Regions from separate parts of the Mus musculus genome. Here region 2 is linked to region 1. Evidence: chromatin loops called from intact Hi-C (ENCODE). Cell type or tissue: gastrocnemius. All regions are shown on one strand. Links, peaks and the distances in the headings refer to the core of each region. The heading gives the core; the rest is flanking DNA. Region 1 has its middle 17 kb from the start of Fez2. Region 2 overlaps Crim1 (cysteine rich transmembrane BMP regulator 1 (chordin like)).

Region 1 (8,338 bases), core at 165-8,164:
GAGAATTCAAGGCATTGACTAACTTTTTGTTTTGTTTTGTTTTGTTTTGTTTTGTTTTGTTTGTTTTTTGGATTTTTTTGAGACAAGATCTGTTGTGTAGCTATGGCTGTCCTAGAATGACAGCTGTAGACCAGGCTGGCCTTAAACTCACAGAGATCTGCCTGCCTCTGATTTGAGTGCTGGGATTAAAGGTGGCAGTTGGGAATTGGTTCTAATGTTATGTCTTAATTCTGCTTCCTGACCTGAGGGTCCCTGCCCCCCAGCTGGCTTCGATTGGCAATAATGAATTATCATACCACCAATGGCTGGTCAAGGAGACTGAAGTGGGTCTTTTAGATTGCATGGGCACGGGACAGAGAAAAAGAGGGGAGGAAGAGGAGAATCGACATGACTGGGATGCAGAGGGATCAGATTTAAGAGCTGCAGGAGAGAACCCGTGCAGCAATGTAGGTGGAAAGAGAAAGCAGCCCTATGAGGGGACTTCCCAGAAGGTAACAGGGCAGCAAGGATAAAAATATAAATTAAACGGAATACTGTAGGGGAGTGTGTGCTAACTGCAGGGAGGTTTAGAAGAGCCCAGTCATTGAGCTAGTCAAGGCATCTCAAAGTGAGCTGGTGTGTGTGTGTGTGTGTGTGTGTATTTGTTTGTGAATCCAGAGCTCTTGGGCAGGTACAGTGTGTGCAGGACCTGCGGGAAGCCAGAGTGGGAGCCAGAGGGTATTAACTTATTTACTGCCACCACCTGGCTTGACTCACTGATGTACACATGCAACATGAGTTGCTTCTTTCATGGCTGTGGCCGAACACCCGACTAGAAGAAACTTAAAGAAGGGAAGAGTTATTGGGGTTCACACTAAGTGGATCTTGTCCGTCATGCTAGGGAAGACACAATGGCTCCTGTCCATCTCTCAAAGGACCAGGGATTGGAGTGCGTGACAGAGACCAGAAGAGAGGATGGGTAACACTTTTCAGTACCTCCTCTACTTCAGACCCACTTCCTTCAACTGGGCCCCATCTCACAGTCCCACAACCTCTTGAAACTGCACTCCCAGCTGGGGACCAAGCCCAAGCCTGTGGGGGACACATTACATCCAAACTCTCACACAGATGTAGCAAGGTTCAATGAATACCCTTTATCATTTTCTAAAAGAGGTGAAAATAGGCACTTAAGTCTATTTTCCTCATTATATAATAAGTTTTTAAACTCCCAGACTAGTCCCTGAAACACAGTAGGTGTGGAATTTACTCTCGCTTATATGAGCCCTCTGTTGAGTTTTATGCTCACATTTTAAATACCCCCTCTTAGCTTCTACTTCCACCAAGTACAAGTTCATTGGAAATTAGGCTCATTTTTTTTTTTTTTTAGATGTTGGAGTGGATGTGTTGACACACAATATTAATCCCAGCACGGGGAGGCAGAGGCAGCCAGATCTCTCTGTGGCCAGTCTGACTGGGATGCTACTTAGTGTGACCAAGGGAGGACAGCGTCTTTAAAAATGAGAGATAGAATTGCATGGAATAGGTTCCAGGCAGCTAGAGGTTACTAGTCAGGGTAAGAAGTAGGGACCAAGAAGATCTGCCATAGGCCAAGGGTCAGTACCTAAGGATGAGAGTTACCCACACAAGCTCAGTTGTCAGGAAGTGAAGGCAAGCCAAGAATCAGTGAGCAGGTGGCTCTCAGCTCATAGCACACCCACATGGGAGTCTGGCTCCAACACTGCAAAAGGCTCCACTCCAGAGCTGAGGTAGGCCAAGCCAGATCTGAAGGTCTAAATATCTAGCCAGGGCCTGCAGAAACGGACGTGCATCCCTGCGCCAGAGAGACTTGTCTGAAAGCTAGTGCTGGGCTTTTTAGTGGTTTCTATGGATCAGAAGTCATCTGGAGAAAAGCGTAGACACTTTCTACAGTGGATCAATGGAAAAGATATTGTCTTAGGAGTTTTATTGATGTGGTAGGACACATCAGTAACTTGGGGAGTAACTGTAAGTAACTTGGGGAGGAAAGGGTTTCTTTCTGTCACCGTAGGACTCTCAGGTCACACTCTGTCATCCCTGGAGCTCATGACAGGAAGTCTAAGGCCAGAGCTGGGTTGTGGTGAAACTCTGCTTACTGCATTGCTAGCTCATGGTTCGCTCTGCCTTTTCATAGTACCTTGGTCCAACAGCCCACAGCATGCCTTTTTTTTTTAAAAAATAAGATTTGTTTATTTATGTATATGAGTGCTCTATTTGCATGTATTCCTGCATAACAGAAGAGGGCAACAGATCCCATTACAGATGGTTGCCAGCTACCATGTGGTTGCTGGGAATTGAACTCAGGACCTCTGGAAGAGAAGCCAGTGCTCTTAACTGCTGAGCCATCTCTCCAGCCCCAGCCTGCCTTCTTATAGCACCCAGATCAGGAGTAGCTCCACCCCTATGGAGGTGGGACCCACTCCCATCAATCATCAATCTAGAAAATGCCCTAAAGGCTTACCCCACAGACCAATCTACTGGGAACATGTCCTCCACTGAGGTTCCCTATTCTAAAATGACTCTAGCTTGTATCAAGTTGACATCCAACTAGCTAGCACAGCCACTCCATGCTCACTAACAAACCTCACATCTTCTGTTGGGTCTTAAGGAGTAGAGTAGTGTTCCATTTTTAACTCTGTATGTCTAAATCCTGTTACAAGCAGGTTAAAGTTTTGACAGCTTTGTGGAGATTTAGGCAATCGTGGTACTGGAACCCCATTGTTCCTCTCAAGCTGCCTCGAGTCCTCAACTCCCGCCTTTTCCTAGAATAGACAGGATTTGATGTTGGAGGGAGACAGTGCTGTGTAGTTCAGTATGGAGGGCAGAGAGTGGAACATGGAAATTGCTTTAGAAGGAAGTTTTGCTGATTCTTGGAGCCCCTCCTGGATGGCAGTGCCTGAGGCTACTCCTTCACTTGCTTTAGTGGGGAGTCAAATCCCATGAGGAGGAAGGAGACAAAGTAGAAAGGGGGTCGCAGATAGAGAGTGGGTTAGAAAGCTGACCACGGCAGGTGGCAAGAGAAGCTGATAGCTCACTCGTACAGGATGCCTGCAGAGAGACACTACAGAGTGATCGCATCTCCCTTCCTGAGTTCCAAGGTTATCGTCTGGCCTCCTGTCCAGTTGACCAACACTTGCTCCATAGGCTTTGACTCCTCCACACTTCCAGGTTGCATCATCTGGTCCCTGCATCAGCTGTGGGAGAGGCTAGATCTAAGACAGCAGCTGAAGCATCTGTGGCATAAGCCAGGATCTTCAGGACAAGTCAGTGAGTGGGTGTGGGGTGAGTGGCCCTTCCCACATCCCTGCCTGAAACTTGCAGCGCTGGAAGTTTGGCCAGTGGGTTCTGTAGCATCGTTTAGCTAGAAACCCACAGCTTCTTGTGCACCTAGAGCAAGTGATATGTTCAAGTCGATGCTGGTGTGGCCATGCCCTGCAGGTGTGCGAATGAAGTCAGCATTCCATCCCTCTGCAGCTACAAGACAGTACAAGCCCTCAGCTAGAAGGTAAATCATGTTGGATCTGGGATGGCTCATTATTTACCTGTTTCTAACTATACTGAAATAACTAATACCATTGAGCAACTACCATGCAGAGTTCTTATATAATTTATATATGAATTTATTTAATAGATTCTGTTTTGCATTCTCTTCCCATGTAGCTATCCAGGGAGAGTGGTTTCCCATCTCATTCAACGTACTTCAAGAGTGGTTTTCCCTGCCAGCAACATAATCTATAATCTGTGTGCATAATCACTTATTTCACTTTCCTACGTGAAGGAACGCATTGGTTATTTGTAATTGCCTTCATAAGTCAATGTCTGTCTGTCAGGTTTGGCTCATCTATGTTGTTAAAACAAACAACCCCCAGATCTCAATGGTTTAAAATAACAGACTTATTTTTCACTTGCATAAGGGGTTAGCAAGAGATCTCTGCTTATCATCTTCACACTGGAACTGAGTCTAGCAGAACAGCTGCCATCTCAAATGTCACTGGTCACTGTGCCAGAGGGAAAATATAGCTCCTAAGACAGTCACATTGGCAATGCAATACATCCTGGAAGGAATGCACACCTCTCCTGAGCTTGTTGGTCAGATCTGGTTGCAAAGCCTCACCCAACCACAAGGGGGCCAGGGAGGAACTGGAGGACCAGGCAGGGCAGGTGTTAATCACGGGGGCATCCTTAAAAACATCTTTGAACATGAATAGTTCCTTTTGCTGTACCTTCCCCAAATGTTTTATAAGGCATGTATACAATGAACAGACATACATGTAGGTAAATCACACATACAGTAATTAAGTAATTTTAGAAACTTTTATAGGAAAAAATTGAAATAGACAGTAAGTAACCCACTTTTTAATGTCATTGATGCACACACTGGAGTTTTATATTTGGGCTCTCAGACCCCTACTTTCACCATGGAGTCAGTTGTGCTAAGGTTTCAGGACCTATTAAGGTCTAGGGCTCAGTTACAAATGGCCCACAGTAGTAATGGAATAAAAAATTAGCATTATTCTCGTTTTGGACTGTTGTTGGCTACCTGGGAACCCTGTTTGTTATAGCTTCATGTTTTAAAATATTGTGTATTCCCGCCTGTCAGGATCTGTCATTTGTCTATAAATGTTGTATTGTTCAGGTTTTCTTTGTCCATAAATGTGGCAAATACTTGAAAAAAATTAAATGATGAAAGATTTATTAGGTTCATGGTTTAGGACAGTGAATCTCAGTCTTGTTTGTTTGTTTGTTTGTTTGTTTGCTTATACATCTGCAGTTTCCCTTCCCACCTCTCCTCCCAGTCCCCTCTACCCCGTCATCCACACCCACTTCATTACTCTTCAGAAAAGAACAGACCTATCACGGATCTCAACCAGCCATGGCATATCAAGTTGCAGTAAGACTAGACACCTCCTCTCATATTAAGGCTGGACAAGGAAGCCCAGTAGGAGGAGAAGGCTCCCGAGGCAGGCAGCAGAGGCAGAGACAACCTCCTCTTCCACTGTTAGGAGTCCCACAAGGAGACCGAGATATACCACTGTAATGGAGAGATATATGCAGAGATATACATGCATACATGTAACATACAATCAGTCCCAGAGAGCCCTAGGTCAGGCACCCTGGTTAGTGGTTCAGTCTCTGTGAGCCCCTATGGGCCCAGGTTAGTTGATTCTATAGGTTTTCTTGTAGTGTCTTTGAACCCTCTGGTGCCTATAATCCAGGATTCCCAGAGCTCTACCTAATGCTTGGCTGTGGGTCTCTACATTCGTTTCCATCCGTTGCTGGATAAAGCCACTCTGATAACAAGTGAGCTAGGCGCCCATCTATGAGTGTAGCAGAATATTAGGAATCATTTCATTGACTTTCTCTTGCCATTTGTTTTGGTTCTATCCTGGGCCTCCAGGCAGTGTCAGGGGTGGGACCCTTCTCATGGCATGGAACTCAAGCTGGACCAGTCATTCGTTGGTCACCCACCACAATTTCTGCACCACCTTTACCCCAGCACATCTTGCAAGCAGGAAAAATGGTAGATCAGAGGTTTGGGGGTTGGGTTGGTTTCTTAATCCCTCTTTTGGAAGTCTTAGCTGATTACAGGAGATGTAACTGGTCAGGATATGTATCCCTCATTGTTAGGAGTCTTAACTAGGATCACCCTTATAGGTTCCTGGGAGTTTCCATTGCCCTAGGTTTCTAGCTCATCCCAGAGATGTTGTTTTCCCCAGTACTCTCTCCATCCTGTCCATCTCCATCCCATCTCATGGTCTAGTCTATTCCATTTCCCCTCCTCAGTGAGATTCGTGTGTCCCCTCTGAGCCCTCCTTGTTACTTAGCTTCTCTGGGTCTGTGGGCTGTAGAATGGTTATCCTGTACTTTACGACTAACATACACTTGAAAGTGAGTACATACTATACCACAGGAGCTAATCATCCTTGAAGAAGGCCACCAAAAGACTGGGAAAGGATTTTAAAATCTGATAGGGGACTAATATCCAATATATACAAAGATCTCAAGAAGCTGGACTCCGAAAATTCAAGTAACCCCATTAAAAATGGGGTACAGAGCTAAACAAAGAATTCTCAACTGAGGAATACCAAGTGGCTGAGAAGCACCTGAAAAAATGTTCAACATCCTTAATTAATAGGGAAATACAAATCAAAACAACCTTGAGATTCCACCTCACACCAGTCAGAATGAACATTTCTTTAGTGCGTCTCAGCCATTAGAGATTCCTCTGTTGAGCAGTCTGTTTAGATCCATACCTCACTTTTGAATTGGGTTATTTGGTTTGCTGGTGTTTAATTTTTTTGAGTTCTTTATATATTTTAGATATTAGCCCTATATTGGATGAAGGGCTGGTAAAGACCTTTCCCCAATCTGTAGGCTGCCATTTTGCCTGTTTGATGGTGTTCTTTTCTTTACAAAGCTTTTTATTTCACGAGGTCCCATTTATTAATTGTTAATCTTAGTGCCTGTATGATTGGTGTTCTGTTCAGAAAGTTGTCTCCTATGCCAATGTGTTCACGCTATTCTCTACCTTCTCTTCTATCAGGTTTAGTGTATCTGGTTTTATACTGAGGTCTTTGATCCATTTGGACTTGGTTTTGTGTTGGGTGATAGATATTGATCTATTTGCATTCTTCTACATGCAGATATCCAGTTAGACCAGCAACATTTGTTGAAGATGTTTTCTTCTTTCTATTGGGTTCTCAACTTTCTTAATGCTAAGGCCCTTTAATACAGCTCCTCATGTCGTGGTGACCCCTCCCCCAACCATAAGATTATTTTTGTTCCTACTTTATAACTGCATATTCTACTGTATGAATTGTGATTAAATATCGAGCATGCAGCATATCTGATATGTGACCCCCGTAAAGCGGTCTTTTGACACCCCTCAGGGTCAGAACTCATAGACTGAGAGCCACTGGTGCAGGGGGTTTGCTCTGAAATAGCCTGGGTTCATTGCTTTTAGTCCTGCCGGGAGGCAGGCACAGAATACATGACACGTAGGAAGCAAGCTCTTTATCTCATGGTCATTAGAGAGCAAAGAAATCACAAGAGAATCTGGGTGCAGATATGCCCTTCAAAGGCACAACCCTATGATCCCTATGATCTACTTCCTCTGACCAGGACCCACCTGTCACAGTTCTACTACCTCTACAAAGTCTGCTCACATTTGAATCCATCGGAGAATTAAACCACATAAGAGCCCCCAGGAGCTAATCATCCTTGAAGAATGCCAGCACAGATACACCCAGAGGTGAAGTTTGCTGATCTCCTAGGCATGTCTTAACCCAGGTAAAACCGCAATCAATGATTAATCATCACATATGTTATCAGAGAAGTGAAAAGAAATGTAACAGATTCTTAAGGGCCTCTCTTCCTTTGAAGATTCAGGTGAGCACGGAACACTTTCATGAACTGGACTCCTAAAGCAAACTTACTATACCCAGAGTGTATCAGGGACGCCAATAAATCTGATCCATTGCTTTATCAAAAACCATCAGAATGATGAATCATTGTCCATGTTGTGGGTGGACAGAGCTAGGATAATCTACTGAAGTCAATTTCAGATAAGGAAGACAAGATTTTTGAGATCCAGGAGCTCTAAAATCCCTCTCTCTGTCTCTCTCATCTCTCTATCTCTCACCTCTCTCCTATATCTGTCTCTCTAATCTCTCCCTCTCACTATCTCTCATCTCTCTGTCTTCCATATCTATATCTATCTACCTCCTGATCCGGCTCCTCTTATTTGTCCATGACAAACGACAGAGACTGAGAACATAGAAAGGCTAAAGGTGTGCAGAAGCTCACTCACAGAGTTGTCTATTGGAGACTTTCTGAGACCAGATACAGGTGATAGAACAAGCGACTAGAAGAGGCGTCTGTTGCCTCTCCCACCAGATTGCTTTGTTCTATGCAGGTTTGAGAACATCCAGGTAGTGGCTGTGGGTGGAGAAGGGCCATGGGGTTTTATGGAAGGATTGAGGGTTTGGCGAGGCAACACTGCTCACCAGAATAGGAAACAACAGCTCAGAGAAGCCTCAGCAGCATGCACTGGGTGTGAAAGGGTAACAAGCAAAAAGCCCAGAGAGTGAGTGGCACCTGGATTCCACAGGCTCGCTATTAAGCATGAGGGTAGACACAGGATGGGTGGAAGGAAGGGTTGCACAAGCTAGAAAGGTCAAGGAAGACGTGCATTATGGGGAACCCTGCTTTATTTATACTTAGAATATAGAACCCAGAAAGAATCATAGCTGACAAAGAACGCGAATGTCCTCTAGGCCAGCAGACACTCTTTTCTCGAGCATTGTTAGCAGACTTCTCAGCC
Region 2 (8,338 bases), core at 72-8,071, 220 kb after region 1:
AGATAAATACAGCTGAATTCAACTCATTATGCAAATGCTACCAAAAACATTAAGACCTGCTGAGGCAGACAGGTTAAAAACCCACCTGTGTGTCCTTCTGGGATGACAGGATTTCTCATAGGGGCTCTGGGTACAGATAAGCAAGTGTCTCTCATTTCAGTTTCCACAATACAGACCGAACAGTTGAGACGGAAAAGTTTTGTCTAATATCTTGGATGACCTTGAGTCTAGATTTAGTCAACAAATGCTCATTGAGTTCTTCCTGTGTGCCAAGTGCCAGAATAACACACCATCCTGGCACTCGAGTGGATCACAACCAGGCAGGGAGGAAGGCAGAAATGTGAACTCTAAGAGACTATGAAAGGCCCAATGAAGGGCAGGGGAAAGGGCTATTTATGGGCACCCAGGAGGAGGGGGTGGCATTACTTTTTCCTGGGCAGGACAGGAAGGCTTCACAAAGAAAAGCGGAGGGCCTGAGGGACAAGAGCACATCTGAGAAGCCAGGCAGGCAGCTTTAGGGACTCTGAAAAGTGACACCACACCCAGTTTCCAGTTCCTGGCCTCGCTGCTAGATCTGGTGGTGCAGGGTCACAACAAATGTATTGAGCACATTTCCTAGTTTCTGGTTTTTCCAAGGGTCTTTGCCCAGGATTGAAAGCAGGTTGGAAAACCTAAAACTTTAGGAGCAAGACGCTTGAATCTTTTAATTCAGCACCAATTTTTCTCCCTTACCTGTGGCCTTTCCTATAAAACTATGCAAATTACCACCCCCTATGGGAAGTGTAAGGATTATTACACTAAGATTAGAAACAATCGTAATGATTATGCGTATGAGATTCACCCCTCTAACATAAAAATACTGCCTCTTCTTCCCTTCCTGTATGCCACGCCACCCCTCTCTTTTTACTTCCTAATATCTCCTAGTTTTCCATTCTCTCAAGAAACATTATCACCCAGGCATTATTTTTACCCAAGGGCATGCGCTTACATATTCACAGACAATTTAAAAAATATAATCCACGGGCTATTTTCGTTGCCAAATGCAGCTGCAATTATGTATTTCTCTTGGACGTGTTTTATGTTATTAAAACTTGTAAATACTTTATCTCCCTCAAGTTTTCCAGCTCTCTGCTGGCAGACTCTTTTCTTTTTTCCTCTGTCTTTCTAAGGGTCTAATATAATTTTCTGAATAGAGAATCAATAAACTTGGTTGCTGAGGCCTCACCTTTTCCCAGTTTAGTCTTTGAAAATAATATAATCTCTTTCCGGAAAAAAAACAAAAAACAAAAAACAAACAAACAAAAAACCACCTTTGGCTTCTCATGGTTTGTTTATTTCCCTACAGATGTCTGCCATTTCTCACCCTAAATTTCTGTGTTTTCTTTTGGCTCTCACATCTAAAATTCCTTTAAAAGGTCAAGCAACTGTGTTTAATGACAGCCTGTTATAAAGCATCATTGCTCTTAAAGATAAAACTTGTCTCAATCACCAGGAAATAAATGTCAGTAAAGAGTCCTAACCTCTACTTGGTTCCTCATCCATATTTCAATTAAACAGACAGTTCCAAAGCAAAAGCGCTGCAATTAGAACCGTTCTATGTTCAAATACAATAAATAAAACAGGGCCTGGGAGATGGTTCAGTCGCTAGAGTGGTTGTCACACAAGCATGAGAATCTGAGTTCAAATCTCCCACACTCATGTCAAAGTTGGGCATGTGCCATCTCAAACCTCAGTCCTGAGGGGGGCGGGGGTCAAGGTAGGGCAGGGGGAGGTGGAGACAGAAGAATTCTTGGAGCTCACTGGTGGGCTATTCTGACAAAATTAGTGAGCTTTCAGCACAGCTTAAGTCTCAGTTTCAAAAAAATAAGACAGCAGCTGCATAAGACGTCCAGCGCCAACCAGTAGTACACACTCCCAATAAAGCAAGGAAAACCTTCAGGAGGCAACTCCTTTGGGTTGATGGTCTACAGAGAGGCAAAACACTCAGCGTGCTAGCCCAGAGTTGTTTTCAGCAAACCGGCAGTAGCAACATAGAGCGTTCTTCATGCTGTGACCTAAGTTATTTGCAGTGTGTACAGACGGGCACACACACACACCCTACTTCTAACTAAGCCCCAAAGTTAAAGTTCAACTGAAAGAAGGAGCCATAACAGCTCCTCTCTCTCTCCCCTCTCCCCCCCCTCAAGGATGCTTCTGAAAAGGCACTGCTCAAGGTCTGCTGATGCCCCAGGAACACTGTTCTGTCCCGGGCATTTCTTTTTAGACCAATCATAAAGACTGCTTCACACACTCTTATCACTCTTTGGCTTGTGCTATACATGCCACAGCACCACAGGGAGCTGTCGTTCTGGGACCCTGTGAATGTTTTCACAGAATCCTTCAGCAATGAGTGCAGAGGTGGTGTATTGGAAGAAGTACTCACAGTGGAGCGGATGCTTGGCACTGATTTCTGGGCACAGACAGTTTACTGATACCCAGAGAGCTGAAAGCAGCCATGCTGAGAAGAACATGGAGGCAAGTGCAAAGGCACTGGGAAGGATTCGTCCAAAGGCTTCCAAGCACCTCAAGTCCAGCTTGCATAAGGTTTTGGCAAGGGGCTGCTAGAGAAGGAGGGCCGACCTTGAGCGTGGGCAATGTGAAGAAGGGGCAATGTGAGTATCCACTGAGCCTGCCAGCATACACTCATTGCCCCCCACACATATACTCACACATGCGCGCGCACACACACACTTCTCAGAGTTCTGAGAGCCAAGTCCTCAGGGACAGGACATCAGCTAGATGTCCCAATCAAGCAAGAAGAGCCTCAAATGAGGACGGGTTTATATACCACAGAAGAATACGGGAAAGCTTCTCTTAGGCAAAAGCTCTACTTGGTAAGTTAACACCACCCACACCTCCGTGGCTATTTTCCTGGTTACTGACTATTAATTATCTAGCAAGCTAGACAAGAAGAGACAAGGTAAGGTCTGGAACAGGATTTAACTTTTGATACCACCGTCTGAAACAAGAAAAGAGCAAGTGTCAGTATAATATAAAATAGCCACCCAGTTAAAATACCCGTCCAGTCACTAGAAAACCTTTAAGAGTTTTCTAGAGTGGAGGAAAGAATTATTTAGGGATAAGGAGCAAACTATTATAGAACACTAAAAAAAATAAGTCCTTATAGGTATCGATTGGTGCCTTAGGAAGTTAAATTCAGAGTCAGGGAAACCAAATTATAACTAGGTGCTGAGGTCTTTTCACGCTGTATGCTATCGTTAGGGAATATGCAACATTGCACAGATTTATCAATGAATATATTCTGACTGGAATGAACCAGTCAGTCAGTGTCATATTCCTGCTGGAGGAGGCAGTGCTGAAGCCTTCTCATCCTTTAGGATAATACATTCACCAAGTTTCAGGGCCACGGGCTCATACTACCAAGTCTTTTGGTGTAATATGCAAAGGAAGAATGGAAGGTTTCTAGAAAACTCCAACTTTCTAAGCTGCAGAGTTGGCTGGCACTTTGAAAACAGGTTGAGTGAAGATGGGTTGTGTCACAGCGAGACTACAAGGCTCAGTCAGTAGCCAAGACAGCTGGGAGCTTGGTCCACGCCTCATACCAAGGAGCTCCTGCATCTGCGGCCCACCTCCCCCTGGCTTTTGTGCACTATTAGTTATGTTTCTTTAAATCCAGTCTGTTCCTTAAGGAAACTCCCTGGCAAGTGAAAACAGCAGCAAAGGTGAAAGAATGCAGAGAATCTGGCTGCTGCCTGCAGTTATTAGGAAGAGCAGCAATTACTCAGCTCTCCCCAGTATCAGAGGCAGAAAGGAGCATGCGGAGTGGGGCGAGTTTTGACCTGTCTTTGCCGGAGCTTCTCCCTCCCTCCTCGGCAGTATGTCACCTACCTCCCTTGGGCCCAGGATAACTGTAATAATTAACAAAGCAAATGAGAAATGGAGAAAGAATGAAAGCAACAGGCCAGTTTAGACTTGGGTGAAGATCAGAACATAGTTAACGGTGACAGATTGCAGGCATTTAATAGATGTCACTAATGTCCCTATAATGATGTTTTCGCTGTCACTGACAACACCAAAAAAACACCAGCCAAGCAGACTTCTTGTTTTCCTGCTGAGTCCTACAGTCTCCAGCACCTCCTGAGCACCGGGCGGGTGGTCACCACTCTTCCTTCCCCAACTCTGTAAGCGCGAGGTAATATTGATCCTTCGCCAGCACTTGTGGGACATAGACGCTCAGATCTTATGATCCGAGAACAGCCTTACAATCCCTGATTTAGACTCCCTGCATTCAGGTAGGTAACTAATTTCCTTTTTGACAAATGAAGACAGAATGAAGGCGGTGCACAGTTACAGAGTTTTAAGTCACTGAGCTGTTTAGATGACGAAGAAAGACCAGAAACCATGACTGTTTTACTCTTTCCCTCTAGTCTTCAGCTCTCAGGTCTAAGTCTTCGGTGATATTCACCTCTCTGAGAAGCCTCAAATCCATTCAGAAACAAGCAAGGACATAAAGGGCCTCATCCTCACATTGACTAGAATATGGAGTGACCTGGCCTGTCATTTTTTAAGGCATAGGTAAGTGGTAATGATTTCCCTAAAATTTTTCTGAAAAATATACGAACTTGGGTTCTCAAACAGCATACAGCAACCCTATTCTTTTTAAAATGCCATTTAAAGATCCCTCGACTTTGATTTCCAGAGACAAGATTGTCTGAAACCCACACCTTTACCACACTCGGTTCACACAACAGCAACAACAACAACAACAACAATAATAACCAAGCGTCCAAGCTCCAACAAGAACAGGTAAGGAAAGGCCTCCTTTGAGATCTGCAGAACTGTAAACACTCATCTGGGGGACAGAACTCATGGTCCTCATGGGTAAGATTCTTGACATAAAATGAGGTTGAAGGGGGTGGAGGTGTCTAAATATTTCTCGCTGATGTCTGCTTCAGGTGGAACATCCCCCAGGCGGATTTACCTCTCTCTGGCAGGTCTTCTGGAATCTCAGAGAGGGTGTCACAATTCTTCAACATCCAGATGCCTCTGATTTGATCACAGCTGTGAGCCCTTTTTTTTCCCAGGTCTTTGGAGACGAAGCTAAGTAAGTTCCCTCCAGTAAGTGGGGCTCTGCCAGCTCAGGTTTCATCCTGCCTCGCCAGAAATTCCTTTCTGTTTTGAATCTGAGATGTTTGTTTATGATTTTGTTTTGAAACGCTAAACAAGACAGACACAGTCTCTATTTATAGCTAAATAAATAAAAATAAAAATAAGAATAAAAAAATCCAAAAACCTTGGGATAGCTGCTTCTAAAGACACAGCCCAAACTTTAACAGTAGGTATGTCAAATCCTCGGAAGTTAGAAATAAAATATGACTGTCTTAAAATACAGTCAGCCCTGCATTTATTTATTTATGTAAGTTTTAAAAGTTTTACCTGTATGGGTGTTTTGTCTGCATATATATCTGTGCCCCACATGCAAGCCCAATGTCCAGTGAAGTCAGAAGAAGGTGTCCGATCCCCCGGAACTTGAATTAAGGTACAGTTGTGAGTCACCCATGTGGGTGCTGGGAATCAAACCCAGGTCCTCTTGAAAAGCAGCTAGTGCTCTTAACCACTGAGCTGTCTCTTCAGCCCCTCGGTTTCTCTTCTTACATATTCTTAAGACAAGTATTCTTCAAGGAATTCATGAAACTCTTAGGCAAGTGGATGGATCTGGAGGATATCATCCTGAGTGAGGTAACCCAATCACAAAAGAACACACATGATATACACTCACTGATAAGTGGATATTAGCCCAGAAGCTCAGAATATCCAAGATACAATTTACAAAACACATGAAACTCAAGAAGAAGGAAGACCAAAGTGTGGACACTTCGATCCTTCTTAGAAGGGGGAACAAAATACCCATGGAAGGAGTTACAGAGACAAAGTTCGGAGCAGAGACTGAAGGCATGACCATCCAGAGACTGCCCCACCTGGGGATCCATCCCATAAACAACCACCAAACCCAGACACTATTGCAGATGCCAACAAGACCTTGCTGACAGGAGACTGATATAGCTGTCTACTGAGAGGCTCTGCCAGTACCTGACAAGCACAGAAGTGGATGCTCACAGCCATACATTGAATGGAGCAGAGGGTCCCTAATGAAGGAGCTAGAGAAAGTACCCAAGATGCTGAAGGGGTTTGCAGCCCCCAAGGAGGAACAGCAATATGAACTAACCAGTACCTCAGAGCTCCCAGGGACTAAACCACCAATCAAAGGAAACACACACGAAGAGACTCATGGCTCCAGCTGCATATGTAGCAGAGGATGGCCTAATTGGTCATCAATGGGAGGAGAGGCCCTTGGTCCTATGTAGGTTCTATGCTCCAGTATAGGGGAATGCCAGGGCTGGGAAGCTGGAGTGGGTGGGTTGGGGAGCAGGGGGAGGGGAGAGAGGATAGGGGATAACATCTGAAATGTAAATACAGAAAATATCTAATAAAAAGAGCAAAAAGCATAATAAATAATAAATGAAAAAAAAAGACAAGTGTTCTTTGAATGTTTCAAATTAGGATGTTATACTTGGGTTTGATTAACACTAACACAAAAGAAACCCTGAAACTATGTTTTGTAGGTTTTGTTTTTCCTCATTTTGATTACATGTTAAAATACCAACACTCTGGATAAAAGACAGAGGGCATCTTAGGGATAGGTACTAACAGAGTGTCTGGGAAAAAAAATTCAGTTTCTGCTATGTTGTAGTAAGGTTGGCTGTCCTGAAGAATCTGTTGTAACTTTAACTTACTTACTGGTCCAAGGATTTTATCTCCATCAGGTTTTTTTCCTTCCTGCCCCACAGTAGCCATTATGAGGTATCTGTCTTGGGAACTCTGTGCTAATATTTACTGAATAAAAATGATACTCATTTCTAGGCAAGAAGGAAGGACTCGCGGTTAGGAATTACCAGACTGTGGGACCATACTTACACTGGGAACCAAACAGAAGGTCAGATATTTTAATTGTGGGATATTTGTGCCTTCCTCTGTAGTAACACAGGCGCTCCAGAGACCACAGTAGGCCGATCCATGGTAACAGTGAGGTGCTCACTCACTTCCATGCAAGATAGAGACCAGCAACAAGATATGCTCTGGCCCTGGGTCTCATAACAGTATGCACCTTGGTACCTTTTAAAGGAGATGGATTTTTTTTTTCTGAAAGGAAGAACTTGAAGCCCAGACCCAAGCAAATGTTCACATTCCACCAGATTCCACAGACCTGGGAATTAGGGTTACCAGAGGTCAAACCAAGGAACACCTTGTTCTCTGAACTATAGAGTCATTTTCTCTGGGACAAACATGAGACCAGAATTACCATCCTGAGCCTCCTGTCAAAAGAGCGTTTGTGTGGAGGAGGTGTTAGTATATGCACAAGGCTGACTTCTAAATATATATACAGAGAAAGCTAACAAAGATGAAAATAAAAACGGATTCAAATTAGAATTAATATTAGGTATTAAAAAAATCTACCAAGGACACTATTAGTATTTAAGTATACAATAGTCATATCTGTATAAATCACCTACAATATATATTCATTATTTGTTATCTCTAACATTCACTATAATTACTTGATGGAAAGTGCCTGATACTTCAGGTTTACTTGAGAAAACAAAGCCAAGGAAAACTAGTCAAGTTTGGTCTTGCAGTTAACAAAACCATCTGAGTCAAGATGTGAATGTTAGCTTTATCTTAGGCTCAAGACTCATTTGGTTGGCTGAAGCCTCCATTCCTGGTGGTCTGAGGAAAAGTTAGAGGGCCCCTCTTACCAGCTCCTGACATGGTCAGTACCCCCCCATCTCAGATTTCACTGTCTGAGACTGCAGTGAACGAATGGCCCCAGCCTTCCCTGTTCACCATTAAACCACATTAAACCTGTGCAAACACAGGCCTAATCTAATACAACTGTCATCGTGTGTGACAGTTTTTAGACACCCTTCTATATCAACTTCATGCTACAAAAGCCGAACTCATACTTGGGAATGACCTGAGTGGAACCGTGCTGGCATCATCCCTGAGTGACAGCCACCAGGCTCCATCCCAAACTTACTGAATCAGAGTCTGCTCTGTTTGTTTAGGTGTGGGGGTCAGGGCCTTGCACATGCTAGACATGTGCTCTACCACTAAACTATAATCCCTAGTGGCCAAACCTGCACTTTTAATAGGCTCCCAGGTGACTATGGGCCATTAAACTTTCAGAAGCCCAGTTTTTACAAAAAAGAAAAAAAAAGGTATTGGAATTTTATAACACAGAAACCAGACCCATAGCAGATGCCCATTAAATAATTTGCGG

Evidence for each region. Hi-C counts contacts between places; a loop is a spot of excess contacts. Peaks named below come from ENCODE experiments on the same cell type or tissue, not always from the same donor. Only the 100,000 strongest peaks of a DNase experiment are listed, where the experiment ranks them.
Region 2: a loop joins it to region 1, with 2.0 times the contacts of the local background. A loop is called at or near these places in 2 of 42 quality-filtered maps.

What each region holds. Positions count from the first base shown.
Region 1 is chr17:78,430,721-78,439,058 of GRCm38, reverse strand. No RefSeq gene overlaps it. Among named protein-coding and RNA genes, the nearest start is that of Fez2, 17 kb to the right of the region's middle. In gastrocnemius, for the core only: a CTCF peak has its summit at 4,125; DNase peaks (open chromatin) are centred at 1,700 and 4,130; H3K27ac peaks cover 3,130 bases.
Region 2 is chr17:78,208,793-78,217,130 of GRCm38, reverse strand. All of the region lies in intron 1 of Crim1 (cysteine rich transmembrane BMP regulator 1 (chordin like)), which reads right to left. Among named protein-coding and RNA genes, the nearest start is that of Crim1, 13 kb to the right of the region's middle. In gastrocnemius, for the core only: no CTCF peak of the experiment used is centred there; no DNase peak of the experiment used is centred there; H3K4me3 peaks cover 1,026 bases; H3K27ac peaks cover 7,498 bases.